Linked DNA regions of Mus musculus: region 2 is linked to region 1. A link is a loop called in an ENCODE intact Hi-C map of the cell type or tissue named here. Cell type or tissue: heart. All regions are shown on one strand. Links, peaks and the distances in the headings refer to the core of each region. The heading gives the core; the rest is flanking DNA.

Evidence for each region. Hi-C counts contacts between places; a loop is a spot of excess contacts. Peaks named below come from ENCODE experiments on the same cell type or tissue, not always from the same donor. Only the 100,000 strongest peaks of a DNase experiment are listed, where the experiment ranks them.
Region 2: a loop joins it to region 1, with 2.5 times the contacts of the local background. A loop is called at or near these places in 2 of 42 quality-filtered maps.

The regions. Positions count from the first base shown.
Region 1 is chr16:8,503,854-8,519,327 of GRCm38, reverse strand. Abat (4-aminobutyrate aminotransferase) reads right to left here and starts at 5,899. Exons shown (of 16, transcript NM_172961.3): 1 at 5,754-5,899. In heart, for the core only: no CTCF peak of the experiment used is centred there; DNase peaks (open chromatin) are centred at 4,887 and 5,967; H3K4me3 peaks cover 2,079 bases; H3K27ac peaks cover 1,708 bases.
Region 2 is chr16:8,666,050-8,681,523 of GRCm38, reverse strand. It overlaps Carhsp1 (calcium regulated heat stable protein 1), which reads left to right and starts at 9,371. Exons shown (of 4, transcript NM_025821.2): 1 at 9,371-9,411. Gm5767 (predicted gene 5767) reads right to left here and starts at 754. Exons shown (of 4, transcript NM_001324517.1): 1 at 626-754. The coding sequence starts at 653. In heart, for the core only: CTCF peaks have their summits at 4,495 (motif pointing right) and 7,117 (motif pointing right); DNase peaks (open chromatin) are centred at 4,566 and 7,113; H3K4me3 peaks cover 629 bases; H3K27ac peaks cover 280 bases.

The sequences.
Region 1 (15,474 bases), core at 3,645-8,644:
ATACAAATAATTTTCTTTTTCCTTAAATGCCTGATTTATTTTTATTTTATGTGCATTGGTGTCAGTGTGAGGATGTCAGTCCCCTGAAGCTGGAGTTACAGAGACCTGCCACCTGCCATGTGGCTACTGGAAATTGAAGCCAGGTTGTCTGGAAGAGCATACAGTGCTCTTAACTGATAAGCCATCTATTCAGCCCCACAAATAATTTTTCTAAATGCAGAGATTCATGCAGTGATGTCTCTTACTGTTAGAAACCTGGCAGTGCATTTGGGAGGTGGGCACAAACAAGACTGGCACAAGCCCTGCTTGCTAGGGAATGAATGAAGGGGAGAGAACCAGACAACAGTGAAGGAACCAAGGGAGACTAGGGTGTGGGTGGAGGGAGAAATGGTTTTCTGGTTAAAGGAAAATTTCCATAAAGGTGCCAGAGTCTACAACTGAGCACATGGATCCTGAGGCTGGAGGACCGTCATGAGTTTGAGAGCAGCCTGAGCTACATATCAAATGCAAGGCTGGCCTGGGCTACATAAGGTCTTGTCTCAAAATATTAAGGGCTGGGGGAAAGGAAGTGAGGGGAGGGGAGGGGAGAGGGGAGGAAGGGGAGAAGATAAGAAGGAAAGGGAGACGAGAGGAGAGGAGAAAAGGAAAAGAAAATAAGACAGCTTTTGAAGCGGCTTTTGAAGGACAATCTGCCCTTGGAGTTGGAATTACTGAGGGAATGTGTGATTGGAAGCCAGTCTTTAAGAGCTTAGTGTTTAGTGTTATAGAGAGGCTAGTCAGGCATGGGAGGAGGCACTGGAGCACGGCTCCCCCAGAGTCCTCCCCTGACTTTCAGCTGAGAACCCTGTCAGGCACGGTGGTGCATGGGGCTATCGATCTGCTCTGCTGAGCTCTCTTGCAGGCCCTGGGCCGCCCAGCTATCACTTAGGAGGGTTTTGTGGTCTGTCTTTTGCCAGGGGACAAGTCTGAACCTCTGCCTTTGGCAACTTGAGGTATGGATCAGGTATGGATCCACAAAGTATGGGCTTCGCTTTGTGCCAGCAGGAGCCACTGGCAGGGCTCCTCCTGAACACATGCGAACGGGCTGCCCCCCTTCTCAGGACTTCCTTTTAATCCTTTCAACTGTCATTTTTTTTTCTTTCTATAAGACTGATGAGCTGTCTGAAGTGGTGAGAAGGTGATTCATCTTCTTTAAAAAATTTAAATACATTTATCTGTGTGTGTGCGTCACAGTATTCTCATGGAAGCTGAAGGACAAGTTTTTAGGAGTTGTTTCTCTCCTTGGCTCTGTAGGCCCTGAGGATGGAACTCAGGTCGTTGGTGATGAGTCTCTCTACCCACTCAGTCATCTCCCTGGCCCCTAACTGCCCATTTTCTTGTGTATTTATATTATGTTTTTAAAGTAAGACCATCCTCTCTATATTGTCCCAGTGACTGTAGTTCACTAAATCACTCATCTCTGACACCTCTCCAGGCTTGGGGCCTAAATCTACCTAATTCTAAAAAGTCCCTTCCTTTCTCCACTGGAGCATACAGGACGCTGCCCCTTCCACACTGGGATGACAAGTGGGTGCTCCTTAGTAATCTGCACACATGTGGAGACATTGCTGGAGCAAATCCCTGGCCGCTGGGTCTCCATGGAATTTAAACTGTATGAGAGCCTCACGTTTTCTGAGAAAGTCTCTCGAACAAGATGGTCTCTAAAATTACATGCAGGGCTCAGCAAGCAGGTAAAGGCACTTGCTCCCACGACTAAAGACCTGAATTCAATCCTGGGGCCCCACCAATTAGGGAAGAGTGGATCCTAAAAGAGTTGTTCTCTGACCTCAGCATGCACGTTGTGGCGTGTACAAACCCCCTCCCATGGAGAGAAACAGATGTAATCAATGTCCAGCGCTTCTCTCCGAGCAGCACTTAGGCCTCTGTGTGGAAAGGGAAGATGCTCTCTGACCAGACTTCTCATCTCTATGGTCTGCGAAATGGGAATCCTAATGGTGCTCTGCAAATGGCAGAGTTCTCCTGAAAGGACAGAGACTAAAGGGACACAGATGGAGGTTTACCAACAGAGCGCTCCCCACCTTCCCATCAGGGAGAAACCACAGCAAGGAGCTGGGGCAACAGGGTGGGCTTAGCTCCAACACCAGCCATGTCTGAAGCCACACTAGGCCAGCTGTCCCCAATGAGGAGGGAGAGGAGGAAGAATTTATCCTCTACCAGATATTGAGTCATCTGGAGAGTGTGTGTGTGTGTGTGTGTGTGTGTGTGTGTGAGATGTAAGGGTGTGTGTGTATGTGAGGTGTGTGTGTGCTGTGTGGTGGTGTGTATGTGTGGGTGTGGGTATTGTGGTGCGTGTGGTTTATGTGTGTATGTGTGGTATGCATGTATATGTGTATATGTGTGTGTGTGTGTGTGTGTGTGTGTGTGTGCATGTGTGAGTTTATGTGTGGTGTGTGTGTATGTGTGGTGTATGGGGTGTGTGTGTGTGTGTGTGTGTGTGTGTGGTGTGGAGTCCAGAGGTCATCATTAGGTGTCTTACTGCTATTCACCTTATTCTTTGTGACAGGGTCTCTCACTGAACTTGGAGCTCATCCTTTTGGCAAGACTGGCTCAGTAAGGACCTACCTGTCTCCTTTCCCCAACTGGCTAGCCTGGCTTTTAGGTGGGTGCCAGGGATCCAAACTCATGCTCACACATCAGACATCATACCCATAAATCCATCCTATCCTAATGGGAGAGATTTCCTCAAGTGTGTAAAATGCAACGAAGATGATAAACCTCACAGCTGAGAATCACCCAACTCAAAGTGCCAGTGGGGTTAAGAATAAGAAACCTCAATGCAAGCTACCTCTTTCCTGATGCCCACCCCTGGCCTGATGCCCACCCCTTACCTGATGCCCACCCCTGGCCTGATGCCCACCCCTTACCTGATGCCCACCCCTGGCCTGATGCTCACCCCTTACCTGATGCCCACCCCTGGCCTGATGCCCACCCCTTACCCGATGCCCACCCCTATGGATGCCCACCCTCCAGGCTAGAAAGAAGGAGCTGAGGCTCAGAGAAGTCAATGACTGTGCATGTTGCTCCAGGCAGAAGTAGTCAATAGATGGCTGGCCCTAGGTTCCAACTGGGTTTAAGGTCTGTTGCACACACTGCTCTGTTTCCTTGAAATGCCCACTTCTCCCATGGCCCGGGTTTGTCTGTTGCCTTTGTCCTGTCTGCAGCAGAGATTCCTGGGTGCATCCAGAGGCACGGCTGACACACTACCCATTCCAGCTGTCTCTTCTTTGAGAGGATGGTTCCCAGACAGGGTTTCTTTGTGTAGCTCTGACTGTCCTGGAACTTGTTCTGTAGACCTGGCTGGCCTCGCCTCACCTGGGATTGGTTGTGTGCCACCACCGCCTGGCTTGATTTGCCTTTGTAGTTGAAATGGTGAGCACTGTTTGTACTTATGAGATGTGCTATATACTTTGAGGATCAACTTATTTTACTCTGAGGATAACTAACAGAGAGGAGGACTTCCCCAAAGGTCAGGGGATATAGCTCCGCTGGTAAAGTGCCCGCCTAGCATGGAGCAAGCCCTTTGCCCTGGCCTCAGCCCTGCATGGAAGCTGGCTGTGATGATGTGGTAAACTCACACAGTCCCAGCATTCAGGGGGTGAAAGCAGAAGGATCAGAAGTTCAAGGTCATCTTCCATTATGCAGGGAGATGGAGGCTAGCCTGTCCTATATGAGACTGCCTTTAAAAAGAAAAGAAAAGAACAGGAAGGAAAGGAAAAGGAAAGAGAAAAGGAAATCTTCCCAAGATCACACACCAAGAAGCAGATGGAAACCACTACCCTACGTTTTCACCTTGAACTCAGCTCTTGTATGACAGCTACACGCCAGCTGATAGCTGAACAGAGGAAGGGGCAGGGAGAGTTGGTACCCCAGCTCTCCCATCTGTGAGGGTCTGGTCACTACTGCTTGGTGATCACTAAATGGTCCCAGAAAATCACCCGTGTGCCAGGAAAGGGCGCTGGATCTAAGCAGGGTCAAGCCATTGCTGTAGAGAATGGGAGCCAGGGAGAATGAGCAGAGCAGGGACAAGCCATTGCTGTAGAGAATGGGAGCCAGGGAGAATGAGCAGAGGCAGCAGGAAGGAAAGGGGTGCACCTTCCTCAGCACCTCTTCCTGGAGCAAACCCAGTCACGCAGCCGCGGTCCTCACAGTAGCCTTGGCTCTAGCTTATTGTAACTGATAACATCCATTCTACTGGGTTGATCTGGATTTTGGCAAGCTTTTCACTGCAGAAGGTGCAAAACAGAAACCCTTAAGCCCCCAGGAATGGATCCCACCAGAGTCTGTGGAGTGTTCACAGACCTTCTACAAATTCTGCTCCTTCTGCGTTGCCTTTCTCAGTGTGGCTGCGTCCTGTGATGAGTGGACATGGTGCCCAGATGTGCCCACTGTACATGTGAAGACTGGAGCTAGTGTTGGGGAGCCCCAGTGACCCTATAGGAGCTACGCTGGTTTTGTCAGTGACTGGCTGGGTGACCTTGAGCCATTCCTTTCTCTCTGAGCCAGTGCCTCAGTTGGTTCAGGTACCAAATGAACGGTCAGTCTTAATGTAGATGCTCTTTTACATCGTAGGATTGCAGGCAGGGTTAATTGTCCCTCCCAGAGCTGTCCTTTGGCCTCCAGGAAACATCTCTCTCCCCAACCCACATCCCAGATCCAGAGAACAGGCCAAGATTCAATTTTTTCCTGTCTCCTGACCTGCCCCCACCAGACCTTCTCAGGCTAGTGTGAGGGAGGCACACAGCTAAGCCAACAGTGTCCCTAGACCAGTGGACAAGCCCAGCAGCAGCCTTCTCTTGGCCTAATGCCCAGGGAATTCCATCAGGCAATATCCACGGGACTTGATGGGGGCAGCCCCAAGAAACGAACAGGGGACCCTTGGAAGTGGGCCAACAGCTCTTCTCTATGTTGATAGCCCTTTGTCCAGGCGGAGAGAGACCTGCGTCTGTAGGGTAACACTGAATAACAGACTTTTACATTTGTGTTGGAGGTGGGGGTGGAAGGGGGTGCCTGCTGGTCCTGCAGTGCCAAGGCCATCTGTGCTCTTAGAGTTTGGAGGCTCTAGGCCTGGGAAGTGGAGGCCCCTAAAAGCCTTGTTTAGGGGGTTATGGCTTCTCCTATAGGTGGGAAGAGACTTCATAGGAATAGAAGAGAAGTCATTTGTCCCCAGAATCCAGCACCTAGTTTCTGGAATGGGCATGCAGGTGATTTGGCCTGGGATGTCCTTGTTGAAAGGAGGGTCTTACTCTCCAGGACTTTCACAGTTGGGGAGGGATAGGACCCTTCTGTCGAGCTGTGTCCTCAACATTCCAAGGAGACAGAGAGAGAGAGAGAGAGAGAGAGAGAGAGAAGCAAGAGAACCTAACTTAGATTTTTAGGAAAGGGAGGAGATGAGAAAGGGTCTAGATATTAGCGGAGGCAGGACTCCACTTGGGGGGGGGGGGGGGACTCTATTCCAAGGACTAAACGAGGGAGGGATTTCCCCCTCCAGCCAGTGGGCAGGACGGACGGCCCCATTTCTGAAGGTTACACGAAGCTGTTTTGCTTTCTGGGGCCTGGGAGGTGGGAGACCCTTTCCTTTCGGAGCAGGATCCCGCGTACTGGTTGGATGGAGGGCCCGGATTCTAGAGGAAGATGTCCTTCTCTGGCTTCCTTCAGAAGGGCGAGCCACGCGCGTACAGACGCGTCGCACTTACCTCCAGGCCCGGGCTGCGATCTACAGGCTGCGATCCGCGGGCCGGACTTGCGCGATCACCTTCCGATGCTCCTGGCTGCGCCTGGCGTCTGCTCCGCTTCCCCCAGCGACTCACCAGGCTCCCAAGCTTCGCCGAGCCACCCTGGCCAATCAGCACCACTGCCTCTAGCCCTTGCTTGCGCCTCAGCCAATGAGAGCACCCGCCATGGGCCACCGCCCCCGGGGGGAGGGGGAAGGCGGGGCGGGGGCAGAGTCCGACCTCCGTGGATAGGATGCGCCCGGGGGTCTCCGAGGAGGGCCGCGAGGGCCGGAGCAAGGGACTTGGGGAGAGGCAGCCGAAGGATCCCTAGCAAATCTGATGGGGGCTAGGAGTCCTCTCCTTACAGGAGGGAGGGACTTTGCAGGCTAAGGCGAATCTTCAATGTACTCCCACCCCACATCACTGTTTTAAGATCCTGGGAATTGCTGATGAATGGAGCTGAACCCCAACCCCGACCTCTGTGCTTCGGATCTGGTCTCTGGAACCTGAGAATCCGGGGCCCTGAAACAGAACTAAAGCACCTGTCGGCACTGGCCCTCCATGCCACCTTCTGGTGCATCAGTGGTGCACAGCAGGTCAATAAGAGTGCTAAACTGAGAGTCAGGTCAGGACTCAGGACAGGTCTCTTTCCCAACCCTTCCTCCATTTCCTTAATGGTAAAGGAAGGCAGAATTGGTTCTATCTCTTTTATGAGTAGAAACAAGATCTTAGATGTAATAGAGATGTGTTCAGAAAATTGAAGATGCACTGGAAACCAGTTAAAACGAATATGTGAGTGACCAAGTCCCACACCTTTTCTTTCATTAAAAATAAAATTTATTTCAATCACGTGTCTATCTGTCTATGTATATGTGTATGGATGCTGGAGGAGGCTATTGGAATCCTGGGACTGCCTGGAGCTGTGGATACAGGTGGTTGTGAGCTGGCAGAATGCGGTGTTGGGAATAGAACTCAGGGCCCCTGCAAGAGCAGTGTGTGGCCCTAGTTGCTCAGCCATCTCCTCCCCCTTTCTCCTTTTGTCTTTCTTATTTCACTTATTTATTTGTTTATTTGTTAGACAGGGTCTCTCTTCATAGCCCTGTCTATCCTGAAACCTGCAATATAGACCACCCCAGCCTCCAGGTCACAGAGATCTGGCTGCCTCTGCCTCCAGAGTGCTGAGGTTAAAGGCACCACCATGCCTGGCTCCTTTTTCATTTTTTATTTTTATTTATTTGTTTATTTTTAAAGGGAGGGAGGATTTATTTTAGTTTGATGGGATGCAGTGTGTGTTGCTCACTTGCTTGCTTATATTTAATGGTCTTATAACTTTCCAACGTTATTTGGACACAAGGTGTTATCACTCATTGATAAAATCAAAGTTGCAAACATTTAACCACCTCTAGGATTTTCCCAGGCAACTGTGTCATGATCTGGCCAACTTTTACAGAGCCTGGAGGTCCCTGTTGAGTCCAGGAATCCAAGCAGCCTCATATATAGTTATTATGGATTGTAAACCTAGAAATAAAGGGATCAAGATAGGCCAGAAATAAGCAAACAAATGAAACAACTCCAAGTAAGCAATCCACTGCGATCCCTAACTGAACCCCAAAGAGACAATGACTAGACTAAGGAGCAGGTGAGAGCCTAGATCCTCGGTCCCTTGGGAACCCAGAAGGTCCTGCCAGTTGCTATCCAAGTTATCCCTATCACCTGACCCAAGGAATTTTCTGGAGGCTGTGTTGTAAATCTAGCACTTTCTTCTTAAAACCTAAGCCTGCTGATAATCCATTTATTGCTTGCCCAAAGAGAGCAAATGGACAATGAATACTTTGTAAAGAAAAGCAAGTTAAAGCAAAAGGATGGGAACGCCTGTTTTTCAGACCCCCAAGATGGCTCTGGCCTTATCGCTTTCTGTGGGCTTTCCAGGAACTGTGCAGTTTTGTGTACTGCTGCCTCAGTCTCATCTCAGCCATTCTTGAGAGAAATTGGATATTTCCACCTTAAAAAACTTACAGGTGTGGTGGCACACACTTTTAATCCCAGCACTGGAGAGGTAGAGGCAGAGTTGGAGACAGAATGTTCTGCATAGTGAGTTCCAGGTAACAGGACCTTGTCGATAGATCGATTGATCAATAGATAGATAGGTAGATAGGTAGATAGATACAATCTTATAGTGCATACCTATAATCTCAATATTCATGAAGTAGAAGCAGAAAGATCAGGAGTTCAAGGTCATCCTTGACACAATCACAGCTCTCAGGAGCCTGAGGTAGGAGGATTGCCAAGAGTCTGAGGCTAGCCTGAGCTATTTATCAAATTCTAGGTCAGCATGGCTACAATGTGGGATTGAGACTCCGTCTCAAGCATCACCCCTGTTGCTCACTAAAACCAGACAAACAAACAAAATGAGTAGCTGTCATATTAGACAGAAATGATACAAGAAGCTAGCTAGAGAGGAAGGATAGGTAAATAATCTCATTGGTAGAAATAGATACCTCTGCATATTAAAACTATGAATTATTCTAATTTTATTTTGTTTTTAAGGTTGCTATTTATTATTGTTAGCCATATAACCCAACCTGGCCTTAAACTTCTGGCAATCTTTTTGTTGTTATTTTGAGGCAGGGTCTCTCTATTTAGCTCTGGCTGTCCTAGAATTCACTCTGTAGACCAAGTTGGTCTTGAACTCAAAGATCCGCTTGCATCTGCCTCCGAAATCCTAGGTTTAAAGGCATGTGCCCCCATATCTGGTTAATTTTTGCTGATTCAACTTCTTGAGTGCTGAGATTGTGAGCATGTGCTATAAAGTCACATACACACACACACACACACACAATATGCACATGCATACACACATACATACATACCTTCCTCTGCTAAGAAAAAATAGTTAAAATTAAAAAAAACAACAACAACATCAAAGCAAATATCTAAGTGTAGCTTGGCAATCTAGCTCATGGGCCAAATGCATCAAGAGATACTCTCTCTCTGTGTGTGTGTGTGTGTGTGTGTGTGTGTGTGTGTGTGTTTTGAGACAGGATTTCTTTGTATTACAGTCCTGGCTATCCTGGACTCACTTTGTAGACCAGGCTGGCCTCGAATTCACAGAGATCCACTTGACTCTGCCTCCTGAGTGCTGGGATTAAAGGCATGTACCACTATTTTTGACTGAGATAGATATTTTCGACAGGTTCTTTTATGTTGCCCAAGTTGGTCCTGAACTCCTGATTCCTCTTGACTCAAATTGCTTAGTGCTGGGATTAAAGGCCCAGGACTCATCTTATTTATTTATTTATTTTGAATGAAATTGAACTAAATCTAGGCTTTCTATTTTAAATGGCTGGAGAAAAATCTGAAGAAAGCCCTGTGAGATCATTCAGGAATGGAATCGTCAGCGAGCATGACTAAGGCTTTCCTGGGAGAAGGCCACCCAGATTCATTTCTGTGTGGCCGATGGCACTGCTATGACAGAGCTGAGCGGCTGCAATGTGCTCTTGGTTGGAAAAGTTTGCTTCATCCCGAGCTAAGGCCTTTAATTATCTCTTCTGCCTTCTTCACTCAACCAGGTCTGGACAGCACTGTAGGGCCCTACCTCAGGGCTCCCTTGAGAGGGAAGCTGCTGCTTTCTCTCTGGCTAAGCAGGAGTAGGAAGGAGGTGTTTAGGGCCAGGTGCTTTGCAAGCTGATTCTCAAATAGCTTCACTCTGCCACCTGTGAAGAAAACTGTCAGCCTCTGGAGGCAGCCGTTTGCAGTTACTTCCCAGGTCCTGCAGGTCTCCTACTGCTGGGAGAGTGGTTGCCTTGGGAGTGCAGAGAGAACACTGAGTCCTTCTGGAGGACTTTTCTAAGTTCAGCAACTGTCCTCTAGGACAGAGGGCAGCTCTAGCTGTGGGGGTGGGGGTAGGGGATGAGGAGTAGGGGCGAGAGGGTAGGGATGGGGTACCACTGTGGGGATGCAGGTGAAGAGTGTGGAGAGTGTGAAGCTTAAAGGGAGCCTGGGTTCTGATCAGAGATAATGGCCCTCTCTCACTCAAAGAAGAAGAAACTGAGGCCCAGAGACCTGGAAGAACTTGTCTGGAGTCCAGTTACAAGATACATCTGTTTTCCAGGCCTGTGCTTTGGACAACACATACCCCAAAAGCTAAGGGGTCAGGGAGAAGGCTCAGTCAGTAATGTGCCTGCCTCAAACACATAAAGGCCCGAGTTCAATCCCTAAAACCCGGGTTAAAAAGACCCAGGCATAGCCAGGGGTTTACGGTACATATACTTGAGGTGCAGAGGCAGGCAGATCTTTATGTGTAAGAATCTAGCCCCAGGCTTACACTGAGTTCAGGCCATCTGGGGCTACCATAATCAGGTCATGACTCCCAAAACAACACAACCACCACCAAAAGAAGTCCAGGCGTGGTGTGCATGCTTGTAATTCCAGGACTGGGAAAGCAGAGGCAAACTGATTTAGGATCTACAACTATAAACTCGTTAGGGAAACAAACACACAAAAAGGCAGAGCCAAATCTTCATGACTGAAATTTGAACTTGCAATGGTTTTTTCTTCTTTTCCTCCGTCAGTACTGTGAACAAACGGATGGCATTACACTGTGAGCACCAGACAGACACTCTCTAGCATTAAGCCTTTGACTGGGTCTTAGTTAGGTTTCTATTGCCGTGATAAACACCATGGCCAAAGCAACCCGGGGAGGAAAAGGTTATTTCAGTTTACAGCATGGTCCACCATGAAGGGAAGAGGCAAGCTGGAACCTGGAGGCAGGACCTGAAGCAGAGGATGTGGAGGAAACCTTTGAGACTTCTTGCTCCTGGCTTGCTCAGCCTGCTTTCTTACAGCACTCGGGACCACTGAGTGTCCACAGATGGTCCTCCCTGCAGGGCCCTCCTACAGCCCTCATCAATCAAGAAAAATGTCCCCATATACTTGTGTGCGGGCCAGGCTGGGATGGAGGGATAGTCCTACTGGTCCTCTTCCCAGCAAACTCAAGCTTTTGTCAAGTTGACAAACAAAACAACAACGAGGAAACAAAAACCTAGACTTCTGATTCTCATGCCTCTACCAAGTGCTGGAGCTACACGCATGCGCCTCCTCATTGGTTTAATATAGTGCTGGCTATGGAACATGGGGCTTCATGCGTTCAAAGCAAGCCCTCTACTAACTAAGTCACACCCGTAGCCCAATTAAAAAACAAAACCAAAGAATTGTGTGGTTGGGTTTGCCTGCATGTATGTCTGTGTGCCATGGTGCCCATGGAAGCTAGAAGAGGGTGCTGAATTCCCTGGTGGTAGGTTATGAGCCACCATGTGGGTGCTGGGAATTGAACCCAGGTCCTTGGAAGAGAAGCTAGTGCTTTTAACTACTAAGCTATCTAAGCCTTCTACCATTACCCCTCTCCCCCTTTAAACACGGTTAGTATGTAGCTCAGGTTGTTATGGGACTCAAAATCCTGCCTCTACCTGTAGTAACTGGGTCTACAGGAGTGGCCACCATAACAACATTGCTCTCTCTCTCTCTCTCCTTCTCCCTTATTCTCTCCCTTCTCTCTCCGTTTTCTAGGATGTGTGTCTGTGTGTGTGTGTGTTGAGAAATGAATAGTTATGGCTCAGCGTACAACATTGTGAATATGCTTACAGAGCTCCACTGTATACTTAAAAATGATTAAAATGGTTAATATTGTTGCTTGTAGCAATAAGAAGTATCCAATGCAGGGCTATCCAAGAGCTATCTCCTGGCTCCTAACGAGCACAGACACATTGTAACTTTTTTGTGACAGGGTCTCTTTATGTACTCCTAGCTGGTCTAGAGGCTACTATGTAGCCTAGGATGGCCTTGAGCTTGTCACGGTTCTGCCTCTGCCTCCTGAATGTTGGGATTACAAGGATGGGCCACCCTGTCTGACTTCACACTGTGTACCTTTTGTTTGCATAGTTCTACTACACTGTCTCCTTGATTGGGAAAGATGACTAAAGTTCGTTACTTAACTCACTGTCTTAGTTACTTCTCCAGTGCGTCGATAAGACACTATGACCAAGGTAATTTATAGAAAAGAGCTTCCTATTTCAGGGGGTTAGTGTCCATGACCATCATGGCAGGGAGCATGACAGTAGACAAGAAGGCATGAGGCTGGAGCATTAGCTGAGAACTTACATCTTAAGACAGTATCATAAAGCAGAGAGAGAGCGCGCTAACTGGGAATGGCATGGATTTTAAAACCTCAAAGCCCATCCACAACCTCTTCCCACAAGGCCACACCTCCTAATCCTTTCCAAACAGTTCCACCAACTTGGGACCAAGTAAGTAATCAAGCATATGAGACTATGGGGCCATTTTCATTCAAACTGCAGCATTCACTTGTTATAATTATCTTTATTTGCTTGCATATGTATATGTTTCTCTGTGGGTGCCATGTATGTGCACCCTCAGAGGCAAGAAGAGGTGTCTGAGTCCCTGGAGCTGGAATCACAGGCAGTTGTAAGCTACCTGATCTGGTGCTGGAAACCACGAGCCCTCTGAGAACCAGCAGGCACATAACTACTCTCCAGCACCCCAGTGACCTCCCACCCATTAGTCTAACAAACACTTAGTGCATTTAGTGACTATTCTGTGTTAGGTGCTCACCGGGGGGACTTGAAGCCTCCATCAGGAGTTGGGATACAGTACACAAAAAGTTAGAATTTTGTAACTAAGGGAAGTAGTTTCTCCTAAGTACTCAGAAGGACAGCTGGCCATGGTGGTACACTCTTGTAATCCTAGCACTCAGGAGGCAGGAGGATTGCCTCAAGTTTGAGCTATGTAGTAAGTTCTTGGCCAGTCTGGGCTACAGAATAAGACTCCGTCTTGAAGAGAAAACTAAGTCCAATTTTTTTTTTTTAAGTGCTCAGGAGGAAGAAGTGATAAGAGGACTTACTCAGGGCAGGGCAGGGCAGGGCTTCAGTCTTGCTGCTTAGGGGCAGTGTGACATTTTAGCTGAGGTATAACTATGAAAAGAGAGCCTCGCATGGTTTCCTCTTTCTTCCCAGGTATCTCGCCTCTGTGCTAGGGTACCAGGAGACCCGAGCTGCCTTTCCCTTTCCTCATCTGAGAGGACCCTCACTAGTAAGACCCAACAGCATTTATAGTTGAAGCTGCTGGGCGTCTGACACGGAGCTGATCTGGCATAACTTTATCTTGCAATCAGTGATGCCTGAGATTTTCAGAGTTCCAAGCTTGAGAGAGACACCATGGCAGAGGGCTGAGGGAGATTCAGAGTCCTTGCCTAGCTTGTGTGAAGTCCTGGGTTTGATTCTCAGCTCTCTATGGACCAGGTGCACACTTGCAATCCAACCACTCAGGAAGTGGGTTTAGGAAGTGCAAGGGTCACCGTCAAGTTTGAGGCCAGCCTGAGCTACATGACACCTTGCTCAGTTTCTCTTCCCTCTTCCCTCCTATAACTAGAGTATGGTGGTACACATTGCCTATAATGCCAGAACTTGGGAGGCTAGAGCAGGAGGCTTTCTATCAGCCCAAAAGCAGCCTGGTCTATTGAAAGTTTCTGTCTTGAAAAGAAAGAGGGGAAGAGAGAGCAGGAAGGGGAAGAACTGTGCTGATCCCAGGCTAGCACAGAGCACACTGGAATAATTGCAGTTGGGTCACAACTACTGCTTCTTTTGGGGCAGACAATGCACATGGCAGTCATGGCTGTCTTGAAATGTCAGTAAGCTGGTGAGAGATGCACTCATCAATGTGTACAGAATTTCAAGAACAAGGAAGATGCTGAACACATCCTAGGTCCTTTTGTCTTGTGCCCGGGGATATCTTCCCCACACCTACCACAAATTCCTGCCAATGCAGTCAGTCTGCAACTTGCCACAATTTAGTTTATAGTTTTTCACTTTATGATGAGGTCAAGGCAATGTGCATCCAATAGAAACTGTACCTCGGGTTTTGAATTTTGATATATTTTTTTGAGTTCACATGGTGTAATGGTCTTGTGATGCTGAGCAGCAACCGGACAGAAATTGATGGCCCTAAAGCTGTGGCATCCTCGAGTCACAGCCAATAACTTTAGTGTCTTTGACCTCCTGCAGGTCGGAATCACTCTCAACACAGCCACATTTTCCACATTCAGTGCAATATTGAACAGATGATATGAAATAGGCAGCTCTTGATTATGAAACGGGCTTTGTGTTAGATGACTACCCAACTGTGGTCTGATGTAAGTCTGAGCATGTTTAAGGCAGGCCAGGTTTAGCTCTCAAGCTGGGTAGGACTGAGGTGTGTTAATTTGGACTTATTGACATTTTCAACTTAAGATGGGTTTATCACAAGGTAACCTTGTAAGTAATAAGTCAGTGGAGGAAAAGAAAATACTCGGTTTACCTTTAAAACACTTACAGCAACGTTTCATAGGTGTGAGAGGTTGGTATCCCAAACTCTGTAGCTTGGAATATGGGGGGTATAGAAGAACACATGGCATAGGGTCTGAGAATAGGATTTTGTAGTTGAGAACAAGGAGTGGGGGAGGGCCTGGCCCAGAAATTGCTATTTGGGTGAACTGTTTTTCCTAATGTCAGGGTGGTCAGTCAGGTCAGTCAGATTGCCTGGTTTTTCAATCTCCATGCTCAAGAGTTGTGACGTGAGTGTGGCTGTTCTCCAGAACTCCAGCATCAGCAATTTTCTTGAAAAGTTGGGCTTGCTTCATGGCCCTGCTGGTGGGGGTTGTGAGGAGGCAGTTGTCCTTTAAACCCCATTGTAAATCTGGTGCCATCTTTACATCTCCAGGGAGTCTCAGGGTTGGATGGGACGTGATTTCATTCCCACTTTCACTGCTGGAAGGCTGAGCAAGAGGCTGAGCTGCAGGGCGTTTGTGTGGACACTTGAAGACCTTCAGTCAACCATTAGCAGAACCAAGACTCAGAAGAGAGGCACTGCCATCTTCACTGCTGGAGAGAACTGCCAGCCTGATGTGCCCTGTGAGCTCCTGGAAGGCTTTGTTTCTGATGCCATTTGTCCTATGCTGAATGGTCTATTTATGTTTCTTAATAGGTTTGCAGTTTCATCTCTCCCCTCCCAGGGGAGCCACTGCCCGGAGGAGCTGTCCAGAACCTCGATTGCTGAAATTTCACAGTAGCTAAAACTCAAACCAAGTTGGAGCTTTTACTGCACTGGCTTAGAAAATCCAAATATCCTTTCTTCTCCTCTTCTCCATTTTCCCTCTTAGCAGTCAAGGAAAGACAAAACACAAACAACCTCCCACCCCAGGAAAGAGTGTGACACAAAAGATATGCTCTCAAACTGTGTAGTTATATGTAGTTATGTGTAGTTATATGAGCTCATAATTCTTCTTCTTTTTTTTTGGTTTTTCAAGACAGGGTTTCTCTGTGTAGCCCTGGCTGTCCTGGAACTCACTTTGTAGACCAGACTGGCCTCGAACTCAGAAATCCACCTGCCTCTGCCTCCTGAGAGCTGGGATTAAAGGCATGTGCCACCATCGCCCGGCTGAGCTCATAATTCTAACTGCAACTATTAAGACTTCCATAGGGGCTGGTGAGATGGCTCAGTGGTCAAGCCCTTGGCGAGGACTGGAGTTCAGTTTTCAGTATCCACATCTGGCAGTTCATAACTGCCTTTAGTTCCAGCTACAGAAGATCCAGTGTCCTCTTCTGGTCCCTGCAGTTACCCAAATCCATATGCACATATCCATACATAGACAAGT
Region 2 (15,474 bases), core at 4,119-9,118, 160 kb before region 1:
TCTTACAAAGAAGAAACCAAACGTCAGAAATGAAGCACATGTGGCCAGTACTAGAGTCAGCCCAACTCCAACAGGGCCAGGGCGCAGCTGAATAACCCTGGGTCCTGTTTCATTTCATTTTGTTTTATTTTTATTGGAGATAGAGTTTTTCTATGTAGTCTTGGGACTCCGTTATGTAGACCAGAGATCTGCCTGTTTCTGCCTCCTGAGTGCTGGGATTAACTATGTAGGCCACTGCATCCTGAACCCTCTCGGCCATTTACGTGTAGTCAGTAGGAATTCCAAAGAGGAAACACTTCAGAGGTGGGTCAAACACCTTCGTTGGCCACCTCAGAATATAGGCAGCTCCACCTCCTGACCCCTGCCCTGTCCTATGTGCCGTACTGCCTGGAGGTTGTATTGATGTAGGAGCCATTAGTATTGTTTGGCAGATTCCATGTGATGCTTTAGGAGAGAGAGTGGTATGCTGGAGGCCTAACTTGCCCATTGTCCCTCCCAGGTCACCTGGGCAGTAGGGGTCAGTGAGACTCGGGGGAGGAGATGGGATCAGCCCCAAGGCCAGTACATTGTCCCTCCCACCTCTTGCTTCCTCAAGCTCTCACTCAACCCGAATGAGGTCCCTCACCATGGTCAGGGTTCTCTCTTGGTGCCATGAGAGTCCTTTGTTTCAGAAGTACTCATTGAGCAGACTCAGGGGGTTCCAGGTTCTGAGTGGACGGGCCCCTGGTTCCAGAAGTTTCCTTGGAGAGGCCCCGCTGGGGAGAAAGGAGAGCTCTTACAACTGCCACAGCCAGCCATTGTGATGTCTTTGGTGCACAAAGCAGGGGCTCTTGTGTCCACGTCCCTCTGGAGAGGGAGGGGGGTGCCTGCCTATGACTCAGCCTGAAGGACCCTTCCATACCCACTACTGCCTCGCTGCCAACAGCAGGTTGAAGCTTTGTAAGCTGAGTAGGGAGACCAGCTAAGACACGGTGATGTGAGTCATGATGGAGGTGCTAGTCACCACCAGTGTCCTTTCAGTTAGAATGTAGGTAAGTATGGACTCAGGCCTGGTGTCACTGGCCTGTGTGATGTCTTCACACAGCACTTCAGAGGCTGAGGCAAGAGGATGGAAAATTCAAAGCCAATCTGGGGTACATAATAAGTTCTTATCAAGAAGAAAGAAGAGCCAGGCAGTGGTGGTGCACGCCTTTAATCCCAGCACTTGGGAGTCAGAGGCAGGCAGATTTCTGAGTTCGAGGCCAGCCTGGTCTACAGAGTGAGTGAGTTCCAGGACAGCCAGGACTACACAGAGAAACCCTGTCTCGAAAAAACCAAATAAACCCCCCCAAAAAACCCCAAAACAAAAAACAGTAAAACAAACAAACAAAACAAAGAAAGGAAGGAAGGAAGGAAGGAAGGAAGGAAGGAAGGAAGAAGTGTGGGGAGCGTGCACCCCAGAGTTAACGTTGGCTGACTTCTTGCTTGGAATTAGTCAAGAGTGAATCTGCCAACATCTGTCTGTTTTTAGTTAAGACATGCATGCAATATACCTGGCCAAGTTCTTCCACTCCTGGCCAAGTTCGCAGATTTATGCATAAATCCTTGAGAGACTGTTCAAGCCTGGAGGAACAGGGTTTAGTCAAACAGTGTGTACCATAAACTTGCCAGATAAGCATTTGTGGTCATTGTTTAACCTCCTGGAATTGGTCATGCTTTGTGTTGCTTGCCTTTAAAAGACAGAAAATACACTTGCTGCTAGTGTGGCATTGGCCTGCAGTCCTCCCATCTCTGTCTCTTGCATCTTCTTTCTGCTTTTCCTATAATCATCCTCACTCTCCCAGTCATGTTGACTGACTGGCTCCTGCAAAAAAAAAGAAAGAAAAGAAAAGAGAAGAGTGAGCTAAGTGTTGCCACTGATAGATGCATACATACATACATACATACATACATACATACATACATACATATGCCAATAAGCCCAGTGCTTGAGAAGTAAAGAGAGGAGGATCACTGTAAATATGAGTTCAAAGCCAAGCTGAGTTGGGTCTTAATAGTGGGTTCCAAGTCAGCTTGAACTGCATACAAAGTTCTGTCTCAAAACAACAAACAGGCTTAGTTTGTAGAGTAATTGCCAAGCACAAAGCCTGGGGTTCGATCTTCAGCAGGACATAAGCTAAATGTGGTGACATGTACCTATAAACCAGCATCAGAGAGGTGGAGGTGGGAGGGTCAGGAGTTCAAGGTCATCTTCAACTACATAGTGGGTTCAAGGCCAGCTTATGCTATAGGAGACACTGTCTAAAAAAATAATAAAATCTAGTCACATGGTCTACACCTACATACTCACAAACCTGTGTGTGCCTTCTCGGAGTCCAGTCAGCCTCCCCTGCTGGTTTAGCTCCAGGAACCCAGGGAGAGCTTACCTCTCCTTAACTCTGTTCCTTACCATGCATCTGAAGGATGGGTATAATTGCAACCTTGGTGGGGGTTTTATATATTTGTGAGATAGGGCTGGAACTTGCTCTGTAACCTAGGCTGGCCAGGCACTCACAGTCTTCCTGCCCTAGATTCTAAGTGCAGAAGCCCTTCTCCCAGTGGGCTTCTCTAAGAGTGGCACCACACCCAGTATTCTCAGTGCTGGGGATCTGCCCAGGGCTTTGTGCATTCAAGATAAGCGCTCTACCCACTGAGCCACATCTCTAGCATGGGCAGTTGGCCAATGCCCGGCCGTCTTTTGCTATAAGGAACTTAAGCATCCAAAAACTTGGGTGGTGGCAGTCATGAAAGTAATCCATCTCAGGCCCCTGGAAACAGCTGTGTGACCGTGCTGATGAGGGTGGGATTAAGGTGGAAGAGCAGTGAACTGCTCACTGCACAATCATTTCAGTATCTCTGCACATCTGAATATTGTAAATTAGGTTTAAGGTTAACGTACAAAGTGAATGGGCATTTGAAGTTCATGGTGTTGCTAGACAGGCTCAAACTTGTTACACAGCTGAAAGTGATGAGCTCTTGTCCCCCTGCCTCTGATTCCTAAGTGCTGGGATTATGGGTCTACACCACCACAACTGTTTCTATGTGGTTGCGAGGCTGGAACCCAGGGTCTTGTGCACATCCAGTGTTCTCAGTTTCATGTTTCTTGCTGTGATAAATACCCTAACACGAGAAACTTGAAGGGCAGGGTTTGCTTCAGCTTCAAGTTCAAGGGACAGTCCACCACGGCAGAGAAGTCAGGGTGGCTTGAAAGGGCTGGACAGCTTAAGTCTACAGCAAGGAAAACTGACACCCACTGTGACGCTCAGCCCTTTGTGTCTGCAGCTCACAGCTTGGGATCCTGCCAGGGCACACAGGGCACGGTCGCCACCCACTGTGGGCTGGACTTTCCACCCCAGTCAAGGTAATCAAGATAATTTCCCAGTAAATAAAACTAGTAGGATGTCATCTGTGTTGGTTTTGTTTTGCTTTGCTTTTGGTTTTTTTAAAAATATTAATTTATTTTATTTTATGTATATGAGTACACTGTAGCTGTACAGATGGTTGTGAGCCTTTATGTAGTTGTTGGGAATTGAAATTTTTAGGACCTCTGCTTGCTCTAATCAACCCTGATCAACCCTGTTCCCTCCAGTCGGCCCTGTTCCCTCTGGCCCAAAGATTTACTTATTATTATATGTAAGTACACTGTAGCTGACTTCAGTAGCACCAGAAGAGGGCGTCAGATCTCATTATGGTGGTTGTGAGCCACCATGTGGTTGCTGGCATTTGAACTCAGGACCTTCAGTAGAGCAGTCAGTGCTCTTACCTGCTGAGCCATTTCGCCAGCTCGCTTTTTGTTTTGTTTGTTTTGTTTTGTTTTGTTTTTTTTTAAGACAGGGTTTCTCTGTGTAGCCATGGGTGTCCTGGAACTCCCTCTGTAGACCAGGCCTTGAACTCAGATGTCTGCCTGCCTCTGCCTCCTGAGTGCTGGGATTAAAGGCGTTCGCCACCACTGCTATCCGGATGCCAGTTTTAGATCACCGTTTTCATTCATTTGTTTTGTTTTAGACAGAGTCTTGTGGGGCCCAGGCTCCCCTTGATTTGTGCTGATCTTTCTGTCTCAGCCTCCGAGTGCTGAATTACAGTTTTTTACCCTGCCTGGAGTCCTCTGGATGCCATGGTCTGAGGCCTAGGGTTCTTATGTCCACTGGAATGTCGCTTCTTGGGATAGAAATAGGGGCTGCCTGCTCTAAGGATCCTGTTCTTGACACGGGGTCACACAGGTCTCAGGCTGGCCTCAGACAGAGATTACAGGCAGGCTAGCACCTGGCTGTGTGTAGTGCTGGGGATTTAACCCAGGGCTTCGTGAATGCTACACAAGCACTTACAGACTGAGCTAGATCCAGTGCAAGGATTTTGAGGATCTCATTCCCTCTGACACAGGCTTGGGTTTCATGAGATGGGTATGAACTGGGAAGTATGAATGAACTATGGAATTATGAATGAAGGGAGGGTGTGCCCTGACAATTCTAACCCTCAACCACCAGGGGGAGACCAGCATGCCATAAATCGGCCTAGGACTTCATTTGCCTTGATGGTAAGTCCCACTCTCACCCAGTAACCCTCAGACAAGGCTGGGAGAGGTAAGGATTCATAAGAGGGGTCAAGAAGCCAGCCCAAAGTCACGAGCTAGATCTCAGCCTGCTAAGGCTGCTTAACCCCATCTTTCAGCCTGCTCATTCTTTCTCCCAGGAGGACCCAGTGCGCGCTGGGGAATGAGAAAGAAGGACTCCGGAAAGTGCTATAACCATCGCACAGGGCACACTGTGTGGGCTGGGTATAGGAGGGGCTACAGAAGGTCAGGGAGGACTCCCCTGGGGAGCACCAATGAGATGGCTCAGCATGGGGAAAATATGTATAGTCCAGAGCAAGCACTGGGTCTCTTCAGAGGAAAGAACACTGAGCTATAATAACTAGAGGGGAGGTACCTGGGGAGATCTGGAGGACAGAGTTCCAGCAGAGGGGACAGGGTGGAAAGGCTCTAAAATGAGATGGGGCATCGTGGTACATGCATGTCTTTAATCCCAGCACTCAGGAGGCAGAGGCAAGCGATCTCCATCTCCATGAGTTTGTCAGCCTGGTAGTTATCAGCAAGTTCCAGACCTGCCAGGGCTACATATGGGGAGCTTGAAAAACAAACCAAAAAAGCCTTAAGATGCCACTGTACTGGAGTACAGAGAGGGATATGTGTTTGGACTAGGACTCTGTTCTTAGATGACATGTTGCCTTGCAAAGGGCTAAGCACAGGTAGGTGACCACCTGGGAGGAAGTGGCTCCAACAGAGAAAAGGTGATTCATGTCCTGCGTGTGTGTGTGTGTGTGTGTGTGTGTGTTGGGGGTGGGGGGCTTTGTCCTCAATGGCTCAAGGAAGTCACGCTTTGGTGAATCCTAGGAACCCAAGTTCAACTCCTGATATGTGGACTGATGGGAGAGGTGCACTAAATCACCACTGTGTGCACAAGGAGAGTGTAGCATCCTGGTCATAATAAGACTCAGACCCTGGTAGCCACGGTTCATCCTAGGACCACACTGAGAAGTGTATCAAATGTGGTTGAAAAAGCAGTAGGGGTTGGCCAGATGGTTTAGCAGGTAAAGGTGCTTGCGGCCAAGCCCAATAACTTGAATTCAATCCCTGGCCACATATGCTCACTCACCTAACACACAAAATAAAAATGTAATAAAAAGCAAACCGCCATCATCATCTGTGGGGAACCAGACTGGGTGTGTGCCAGCGTCTGCCTACACACGGGCGTGTCCACAGTGCAGACACCCTCCCAATGCAGGCGCTGACCACACTGTTCCTCTTGCATATGAAGAGCCTCAGGAGACCAGATTCCCCACCTGCCACCCGTCCCCTGCTCCATGTTCCTGCCTTCACTCAGCTGGACTGGACCCTTCTCACCCTGGTCACCAAACTCTTCAAGAGATGCGGTACCTTTAAAATAATCAGAGAGGGCTGGTGAGATGGCTCAGTGGGTAAGAGCACCCGACTGCTCTTCTGAAGGTCCAGAGTTCAAATCCCAGCAACCACATGGTGGCTCACAACCATCCGTAACGAGAGCTGACTCCCTCTTCTGGAGTGTCTGAAGACAGCTACAATGTACTTACATATAATAAATAAATCTTTAAAAAAATAAAATAAAATAAAATAATCAGAGAGACTCAGGCATGGTGCCATATGCCTGTGATCCTGATATATGGGAGGCTGGATCAAGAGAATCACAACTTTGAGGTCATCATCAGCTACTGAACTGATCAAGGCCAGCCTGGGCTATATGAGACCCCGTCTCAAATAGAGGCTCAGAGTGGGCGGAGGCTTCCATGTAAGCCTGGTGACCTGGAGCCCACGTAAAGGTGGGAGTTGTTCTCTACCCTCCAGAGCATGCGTGGTACAAGCACCCACCACCAATCTCCCTCTCTCTGCCCCCCGCACCCCCCTACACACACATGAGAATTTGAGGAATGCTAGGCATGGTGGTACATGCTTGCAATCTCAGAACTCAGGATGCTGGGGCAGGAGGATTGTTTTGAGTTTCAGGTCAGGAAAATCAGAAATTCCAGCTCATCTTCAGCTATATAGTGAGTTTGAATCTAGTGTGGATGACATGAGAGTCCATCTTATAAAAATAAACAAGCCGGGCGGTGGTGGCGCACGCCTTTAATCCCAGCACTTGGGAAGCAGAGCAGGCAGATTTCTGAGTTATACAGAGAAACCCTGTCTCGAAAAACCAAAACAAACAAACACACACCTGACTATTGCAGTGGTTTCCTGTTTCTGGTGCCTGGGTTTACAGGACCCGGAAGATGGAAGACTGATTCCTTGTCATGGGTCCCACATCATAGAAACATCTCAGCCTAGCTGGCCCCAGCCTCCCTGGAAAATCCACAAATTGTCTTGATATATCTATTTCAGAATTAGACGTAAAAGCTGGTGGGGTCCAATTAGGTAGGGTCCAGCCTTGTACAGGTCCTTAGTCCCACAGATACAAGTGTGGGAGCAGAGCTGGGGGCCTCGTCTGTAGACCCCAAGCCTGTTCCTCATCCCTGGCTACCAACCTCAGGAACAGGAACCCCTCATCAGGAGGACCCCCCTCACACTGTCTTCAAATTCCCTCTAGAGGGCGGTGTTGAGCCGTGAACAGGAGAGAGAGGGACAGGAACTGAGAAATGGGTTTAGGTGTAGTTCCCCTTTCTTGGATATCCCCGAGACTGTGTCCAGTGTTCTGCAGGACCTGCCTAGTGTTTATCCGAAGTCTCTGCCCTCTCAGATGGAGACAAGCTGGATGCTTATTTCACGTCCCGACGTCTAGCACAAAGTCTGGCATAAAGTGACATAGGCCAGGGGAGAAACGGCTTAGTGCGTTACAGTGCATGCTCTACAGGCAACAGATCTGAGCGGGAGCCCTCAGTGCCCACAGGAGTAGCCAGGCATAGCTGCACATGCTTGCAACGCTGGGAACTGGGGTTGAGATGAGTGACTCCTGAGAGCTTGCTGATGAGCTAAAATGGCAAGATTCTAGATTAGTGAGAGACACTGCTGCAAAGCAGAAGGCGGAGAACAGAGGAACACAGAATGCCCAACCTAGCACTAAACATCGGGAGGATTCCAGGAGAGTCGCTGGTCTTTGGTCCAGATTGGAAGGTGGAAAACGCTAGGTTTTGATGTTCATGAAGGATGGTGGAAGCAGCAACAGCAACAAAGCAGATGCACCCATCATGAAGACAGGAAAGCAAGCTGGCGAAACCCAAAAAGGTTTTACTGCTGTCTCCAGTTAGGGCGGCCCTTCTCGTTTTAATTTCCCTAGCCAAGAAGATATACACAGAGACTTGTCTCTTTAGGTGACTGCAGATCCAGTAAAGGTGACAGCCATGGTTCATAATCATACTGGGTCACAGAAGACTGCCTCAAAAATAAATAAACCGATCATGGAGGGGTCCAAAAAGCTTGTGTGACTATATACTTCAGTCTCCTCGTGGGCACGTGCCTGGGCATCTGTCTTTTTTTTTTTTTTTCCTTCCTGAATGGTGACTGTACCATTTTCTAGTCCCCCTGCCAGAGAGCCGAGGGAGCCCTTCTCTTTGCCTGAGGAGTTGGCTTTCTTGATTTTGATGGTTCAGCATGCCCTGGGGGTAGGTCTAGAGGGTCTCAGTAGGGATGAGCTATCTCTTGGAAGACTGGGGGCTGCTGCCTACCACACCTACAGGGAACCTCTTTCCCACACCTAGGAAATATGAATTTGACCCTGGGGGGGGGGTCACGCTGAGGGCTTGCTCTCTTTGTTGGCCATGGAGATAGATCACAGCATGTCTCTGTGCCTCAGTTTCCTTTTCTGAAAATTGGAAGAAACACCATTTACTTCCACAGATAAAGTATCTTAAGGGTTTCTATTGCTGCCATGAAAACACCATTGATCAAAAAGCAAACTGGGGAGAAAGAGGTTTATTTGGCTTACACTTCCATGTTTCTGTTAATTATTGAAGGAAGTTAAGACAGGAACTGGGCAGGAGCTGATACAGAGGCCATGGAGGACAGCTGCTTACTGGCTTGCTCCTCATGACTTACACAGCCTGCTTTCTTATAGAACCCAGGACCACTAGCCCAGGGATGGCTCCACCAACAACCAGCTGGGCTCTTTCTTCATTGATCACTAATTGAGAAAATGTCCTATAGTTGGATCTCATGGAGGCATTTCCTCAACTGAGGCTCCTTTTTCTCGGATGACTCTAACTTGTGTCAAGTTGACACACAAAACCAGCCAGTACATAAAGCTTCAGGGATTCAGTAGAAATAAAAATTGAAAAAACATGGGGTTGGTGCCCACACCCATCTCAAATCCATTAGGGAGTCTGAGGCTATCCTGTCTCAAAATCAGCCCACGAAGAATAAATCAATTAGACAATAGAAAACGAACAAAACAACTCCTCCCTCCTCTCATTTTTATATTTCCCTTTCTGTCTCTCGCCTTCCTTCTATCTCTTAATTCTTGAAAAAAAAAAAAAAAAAGGCGCCCGCTTATCTCGAGTCAAGGGCAGGTTGGGGCCGGACTTGTGCTGGGGAGTGGCAGGCACAGCACGCCGAGACCCGATTGTGCCACTTTCCCGGGCACCGGGCCGGCACTGGGCGCCCGCAGACCCGCGAGTGGCGGGGAGAACACCTCCAGCCGCTGCCGAGTCCCCGGCTCCCGCCCGCGGGGCATCAACACAAAGGTCCTGCGGCAGCAGCTGTGCCGCGCTCCTCCTCCCCGACCAGTCCAAGGTCCGGGCCGCGCGTCCATTGGCCCGGAGCTCCAAGGGGCGTGGTCTCACACTCCGCCCTGCCCCGCGGCCACGCCCCAAGTCCCCGATCTTTTCTTGCAGTCGAAGAGCAGCAGCTGGAGGAGTAGGACGTGTCGCCAGGTAAGTGGCTGGTCCTGGGACCCTAGGGATGGGCGTGATGGTGCGCGGGATCTCTGGAGCCGCGGGGACGGGGCCGAGGCCTGCTCTGCACTTTGCTTCCCCTCTGTGGGGCCTTCTCGTTCTCCAGCTCCGTGATGGGTGCCCCCCCACCCCCACCTCCGGGACGTGCTCCAGTCGCCCGGGCTAGTTTGGGGAGCGCGGGTTACTCACCGTCCCCAAGGGGAGACGGGTGGGTGTGGCCACAACACCGATACTTGTCTGACTTCGGTTAGTACTTCTCTCTGGGCCACCTGTTTTTTGAGCGTAGGAGGCGCGCCCTCTGCGTTTTCTGGCGGGCTGGAGGTGCTGGAGACTCGCGGCTAGAGGAAGGCGGAGCTGTCCTCGACGGCCGGGCCTCGCCAGCTGCATGCTGGGCGGCGGGACAGTAGCCAGGCCCGGAGAGGGGGAACCGCCCTGACCCCTCGCGGTTGGCTGCCTGTAGGGAGGAGGAGCGGCAGGGCGCGCTCGCTTGGTGTTTGCGCCAGGATGGGGGCCTTAGGGCACAGAGGAAAACTTCACCGGGACTGGCGGTCCTGTTTACAGGCCGGAAATGCAAGGTTGGGTTTTGCTTTTTGTTTAAAAAAACCAGGCTCTGAGCTCACAGTTTTCTGAGGTTGCAGTTTAGGTCTGTGCAGGGTCAGCTGTAGATTCCCACTTCTCCTTCAGGGCCTGGATTCTGAGAGATGGAGGTGCCCCTTTGCAAAATAGGAGACCCCCCCACCCTTCCCCGCCGATTGGAATAGAGGGAGCTGGCTAGCCTAAGTGTCTGGAGAAATAGGGGCTTTTTAAAAACCTTCCCCTCTTGACCATACTGTTACTTCTTGGTGCTTTTAGTATGTTCTCTCTCCAAGCTGAAGCCAGAGGGAGAGAATGAAAAATAATTGGTCATTAAACCAGTAGTGGTGGGTTATGCCTGCAGTCCCAGCACTGGGGAGGTAAAAAGGATTCAGGATTCAGGTTCAATCGTGGCTCCATAATTAGTTCAAGGCCAGCTGCGGTAAATAACTTCCTTCTCCTTCACAGCACTGGGGAGACTAAGACAGAGGAACTGTCCACAGCAAGATCCTTCAAACCACTTAAAAACTCGAATTACAATCTGTGTCCCATGTTCCTGTTCTTTGTCCTATTAGGCTCGAACTTTCCCACAGGGCCTTCTCTAGCGGCTTTGTGACTCTGACTGTTCATTGTGTCCCTAAGTGATCCTTAAGCCTCAGCTCAGCCATTCCCTGGTCTGGGACAGGGGTCTCCTCAGAGTTTGGCCTCCCTCCCCCCTATCATCGCCTCTTGGGTGACGACAGCCTGGTTGCCACTCTGTGCCCTTGCATCACCTCACCCTCCAGGGTGACCATGAGCTGAATTGGGGTCAGAGTAAGCTGACTTCAGCCCAGCCTAGGGTTGGGGGAGCTGGCTTTCTTAGTCCTGCGAATGCAAGGGGAAGACTTTGTGCCTCATATCTGGCAGCTGTGGGAGGGGAGGGTTCTCCTAGTGTGACTGTGCACACCTTAGGGCCACTATTGTTAAGCCCACCTTCTGCTCTGCAGTGTGGCTGGGACTGCCTCTATAGCTTTGAGCTACTGGGATTTGCAAGGTCCTTGTCAAACTGAGGCAGGGAATTAGTGGGTCTAGGAGAAGATGGAAACAATCAGGCTGGAAGGTGAGCAGAACTGGGGGTGGGGTGAGGCAATTCAGGGCTAGGAGGCCAAGAGGTCTCCTTGGCCTGCCCCGTGGGATGACGTTATTGGAAGGGACTGCTTTGGGTTTCTGGACTCTAATCTGGAGCTTCTAGCTTCCTGGCAGTTGAGGGGAGGGAGGCAGGGGAGGGGGCGTCCCAGCTGGGCTGTTGGAGGGACGGGTTGTCTCCTAATCCTGTACTGTTTGCTCTTCTGTGTTCAGAGGCCCCGCCCCTGATATCCCCCCCCCCCTACTCTCACTGAATTCTCTCTTCTCAGAACAATGGAGCAGCATGTGGCTGGCTAGCCTGGCTGCTGTGAGCCTCAACAGCACGCGCACGCACGAAAACACACACACACACACACACACACACACACACACACACACCCCTGCTCTTCTCATCCTGTGCCTTCCAGGATCCCTGTGTCCGTTTAGCTGATCAGTCTTAATCTTCCCTTGGCTCTGGGTTCTTTTCTGCTAGTCTGGCTGAGTTGGGGGTGAAGATGAACCTTGACGTCTCAGTTTGTATATGTGTTCCCCTACCCTCCCCAACGCCTGCATCTTGGGAGCTGGGCAGTTTCGCAGCAGCTGTCCCTCTGGGAATCCCTTAGAAAGGCAGACTTGGGGGCTTTTGGGAGCAGGTCAGTGCTAGAGCCAGAGATCCTGGCTTCCCAGAATCAAAAAGCAACCTTGGGCAGTCCCCAGCTAACTGACCAAGCAAAGACACGTTAACTCCACCCACATCTGTGGAGTTGGAGTTCCCTTTTTGGCCACTGGCCAGAGAGTCCTGGGGGCACTAAAGTGTGGGTAGCTGCATCTGCTTTCAGGTGCTTCAGGTGACAGGGAAATGGTGAGGTGTCTGCCTGTCAGGCTAGCAGGAAAGGGATTCTCATTTCTAGTGCCTATGAACCCCTGTGGCGTCAGAGAAGGCACCGGCTTCTCCCTCCATGGCAGAGGCGCTGAGGTTTTAGCCTTCACCTGAGTCTGACCTGAGTCTTTTCACCCACTCACCAGTGGCCAGGCTGTCGCTACAAAGCCTTGGGAGATGATAGATGTCCAAGTGTGCAGAACACGCTTCAAGAAGTTCTGGCCATGCCCAAGAAGGACGCCTCCAGCCTCCTCAAGCACTTGTTTCTCCACCTTTCACTTTCCTGCCCTTCAGGGGCTATGAAGCAGACTTCTTTCACTGAAGTGTAAGTGGCCTACATCACCTAGGTTCCCTTGTAAGCAAGCACCTGTCTCCCTATCTCAAAAGATCCTTCCCTGCTGGGCGTGATGGCTCACAAAACACCTGTAATTCCAATATCAGAGAGGCTGAGGCTGGAAGATTGCCTTGAGTTTGAGGCCAACTTGAGCCAGTCTCAAAAATGGGAATGGGAGGCAGGGGTAGACATGTTGGAAACTGGGGGCTTTGAGGCACAGAAGGTGCTGGGCCTGGCCAGTTGTATTAACACAAAGCAGCACTAGGTTATGAGGTGGACTACAAGGGGCTGGGGAGGCCAGACCGCTGTCCAGTTGGGCTCCGAGAATCTTCCAGGGCTTGCTATAAGGCCTGTGGAAAATTCCCAGGCTATTTTTGGCTAGAAGGCCCCTTTGCCACATTTCTCAGTATAGGAGTCTGACATGCTCTCTCTGGTGGACAGTCAGGGTGGGTGTAGCATTCTGCCCTCCAGACCCTGGCTGTCTGGCTCAGGGGTGCATTTCTTACCCTGAGGTGTGTTGTGCCATGCCCCACCCCACCCCCATCCCTCAGTGAACATTAGAAAGCCCCCGGTCTCTTGCTGGTACTTGAGGGTGCTTCTGGACGTGATGTCCACAGCTGGGGATGGGGACAGATGGCAGAGTGCCTGCCTAGGATTCAGGAAGCCCTAGGTGGCATCCAGCTGGGCTACATGAGATTGTTTCAATAACAAAGTTAGAGGGGAAGCTAGGCACTATTTCCTCATGCACACAGTGACAAGCCTGTGCACACACAGTTGTGTGTGCCCTGCTCCCTTCTCCCCATATCTATGGCCACTTGGTCATACACTTATAAGCACATCACCCCACATAATTATGCAGATGTGTGTTCATGTGATCATGTACGTAAACATGCTTCCATATACATATGCATGTGCACACTACATGTTCACATACAGAAAAACACACGTGGGTACCTAGTCTGGAAGTCGTGACATCACCATGGGCATTTCATTTTGTCAGAATTTGTCTCTGGCAGAAGCTCACTAGGGTCTGTCTAGTCCTGAGCCCCTTTGGGCAAGAGCCACAGCCCCATCTTGAGCTCCCAGTGGAGCATCATGGAAGATGGGCGGTGCCTTTTCCAGGGCCACGCCTGGTCTCAGCAGACAGAGGGGTGGAGTGGGAGCTGAGGCTGTTGGAACTCCAAGCTACTACTGTTGCTGATCAGGGCTGTGCCCTGGCGAGTGCAGGACCAGAGAGGCCTCCTGGATAGCCCTACCCCAACCCCAGCTGGCTTTTGTCCCCTTCTAGGACCAGCTGGGGTGGGCTGGCTCTGACAAGTCCAGCTTCCTTTCAGCGCAGATAGCCTCAGGAGTAGCTAGTTTGGGGAGTGGAACAGCTTTGTGGGTCTCCCAGCTCCCACCCCTACCTCAGGGGCTTCATTTCTGGGTTTTAGTTTCTTCCACAGTCTAGTCAGTGTCGCTGTGTTACTCAGTACACACCAAGGGTCCTCAAGACCTTTGCCTGTGCCCAGCCCAGGACATCCAGGGCCCCTTGTGTTGCCCTTAGTCCTGTGCCCTCTGAAGGCCATGGGCTTCCGAGGGCCTTTCCAATGAAGAGGCTGGATTTGGGGCGTGAGGGACCGTGAGTGGAGAGTGAGGGAGTCCTGTCTGGAGCAGGGCACGAGAAGGGTGTGAGTAGATGGGCGGAAGGGGCAAAGAAGGGATGATGACAGCCATGGTGATGCAACTTGGTTCCGGGTCTGGCCCTGCCCCCTGAACCTTACTTCCTGCTCCTGCTGGACTCCCACACACTCTGCACTGGCCTGGAAGCACAGAAGGCTCGCTCCAGTCTTAGGCCTTTCCACACCCTGCTGTCTATTCTTCCTGGAACAGCCTCCCTTTGTCATTGTTTTCTTTTTGAAATGGTCTCTGTAGCCTAGGGTAGCCCAGACCTCACTGTTCCTAGCCCAGGCTGGTCCAGAGGATTCTTTAGCTTCAGCTTCCAAAGCACTCACATTGCAGGCAAGCACCAACACCCCTGGCTTCTCTCTGTTTCTCAAATGTCTGACTGACTCTCATATTCCAGGTCCATCTGGTACTCCCACCTCATTAGTCATCATCCCTTTTGTTAGTGGTCCTTTTGGCAATCTGTGACCCCCACCACCTTGTGACACTTGGATTTACCCGTTTATCCTCTGGTTTCAAGTTCTGACCTGTGTCTCCTGTATCATGATTATGGCTTGATATTGGACATGTTTGTTGAGTGACTTTGTGATTGCAGTTTACAGCAATATAATCATAGCTAGTTCTTGTTGCTTGCCTATTGTGGGCAGAGCTGTAACCCTCACACTTGTACGTATTACTTCATTTAACGTTATGATTTGTGTGAAGCTGAAACAGTTTCCACTTCTCAGATACAGAAACTGAGGCCCTGAGAGGTTGAGTCACTTAATAATCACTTAGCTGGCAGGTTCAGGAAGATATGAACTGTCCCTGACTGGGGCTGGGGGAAGGGAGGACAGGCAGGAGGCTGTTTAGGAGGGGAAGTTCTTTCATGCTGATGTCATCTGGTCCCGATGGTCTCACCCTGCTGTCATGGGAGGATGGGTGGGGCCCACTCTCCCTCTCTGGGCCAAGCTTCTTCCCAGAACTCCTGGCATTGGAACATTCTAGGACTCTATGACCTGTGCTGGAGACCTGAAGGCCAGGCCAGCAGCCAGGACCTCTTCAAGGTGGGGGCTTCTCTGAATCTGTGGTCCTGCCTGGCTGGGGCCAGAGCTAGGAAGAGGTCAGTAGTCACCATGTCACTTCTGGAAGGCTGGCCAGTGACACCTCTCCAGCCAGGCAGGACTGAGTCCCCAGAGAGGGGCTGGGCATACAGAGGACCAGTCTCAATCTTTGGGGAGACAGGCGCTCTTGCACAGCTCCTGTCCTCAAGCTCCAGGACTCCAAGGTGGAGGGTTGGAGCGTGAAGCAAGTGAGCCTTGCTGGGCAGTGCAGGAGGAAACGCAGCCCTGGGGCCATGGAGTAACTATAAGTGGGAAGAAGCTGGCCCTGAGCTGGGGCCAGGGTCTGGAGCGCTGAGGGGGCTGGAGGTGTAGCTCAGTTGGTGGAGTGCTTGCCTAGTGTGCACAGAGCCCTGGGTTCAATCCCCAGCCTCACAAATACTGAA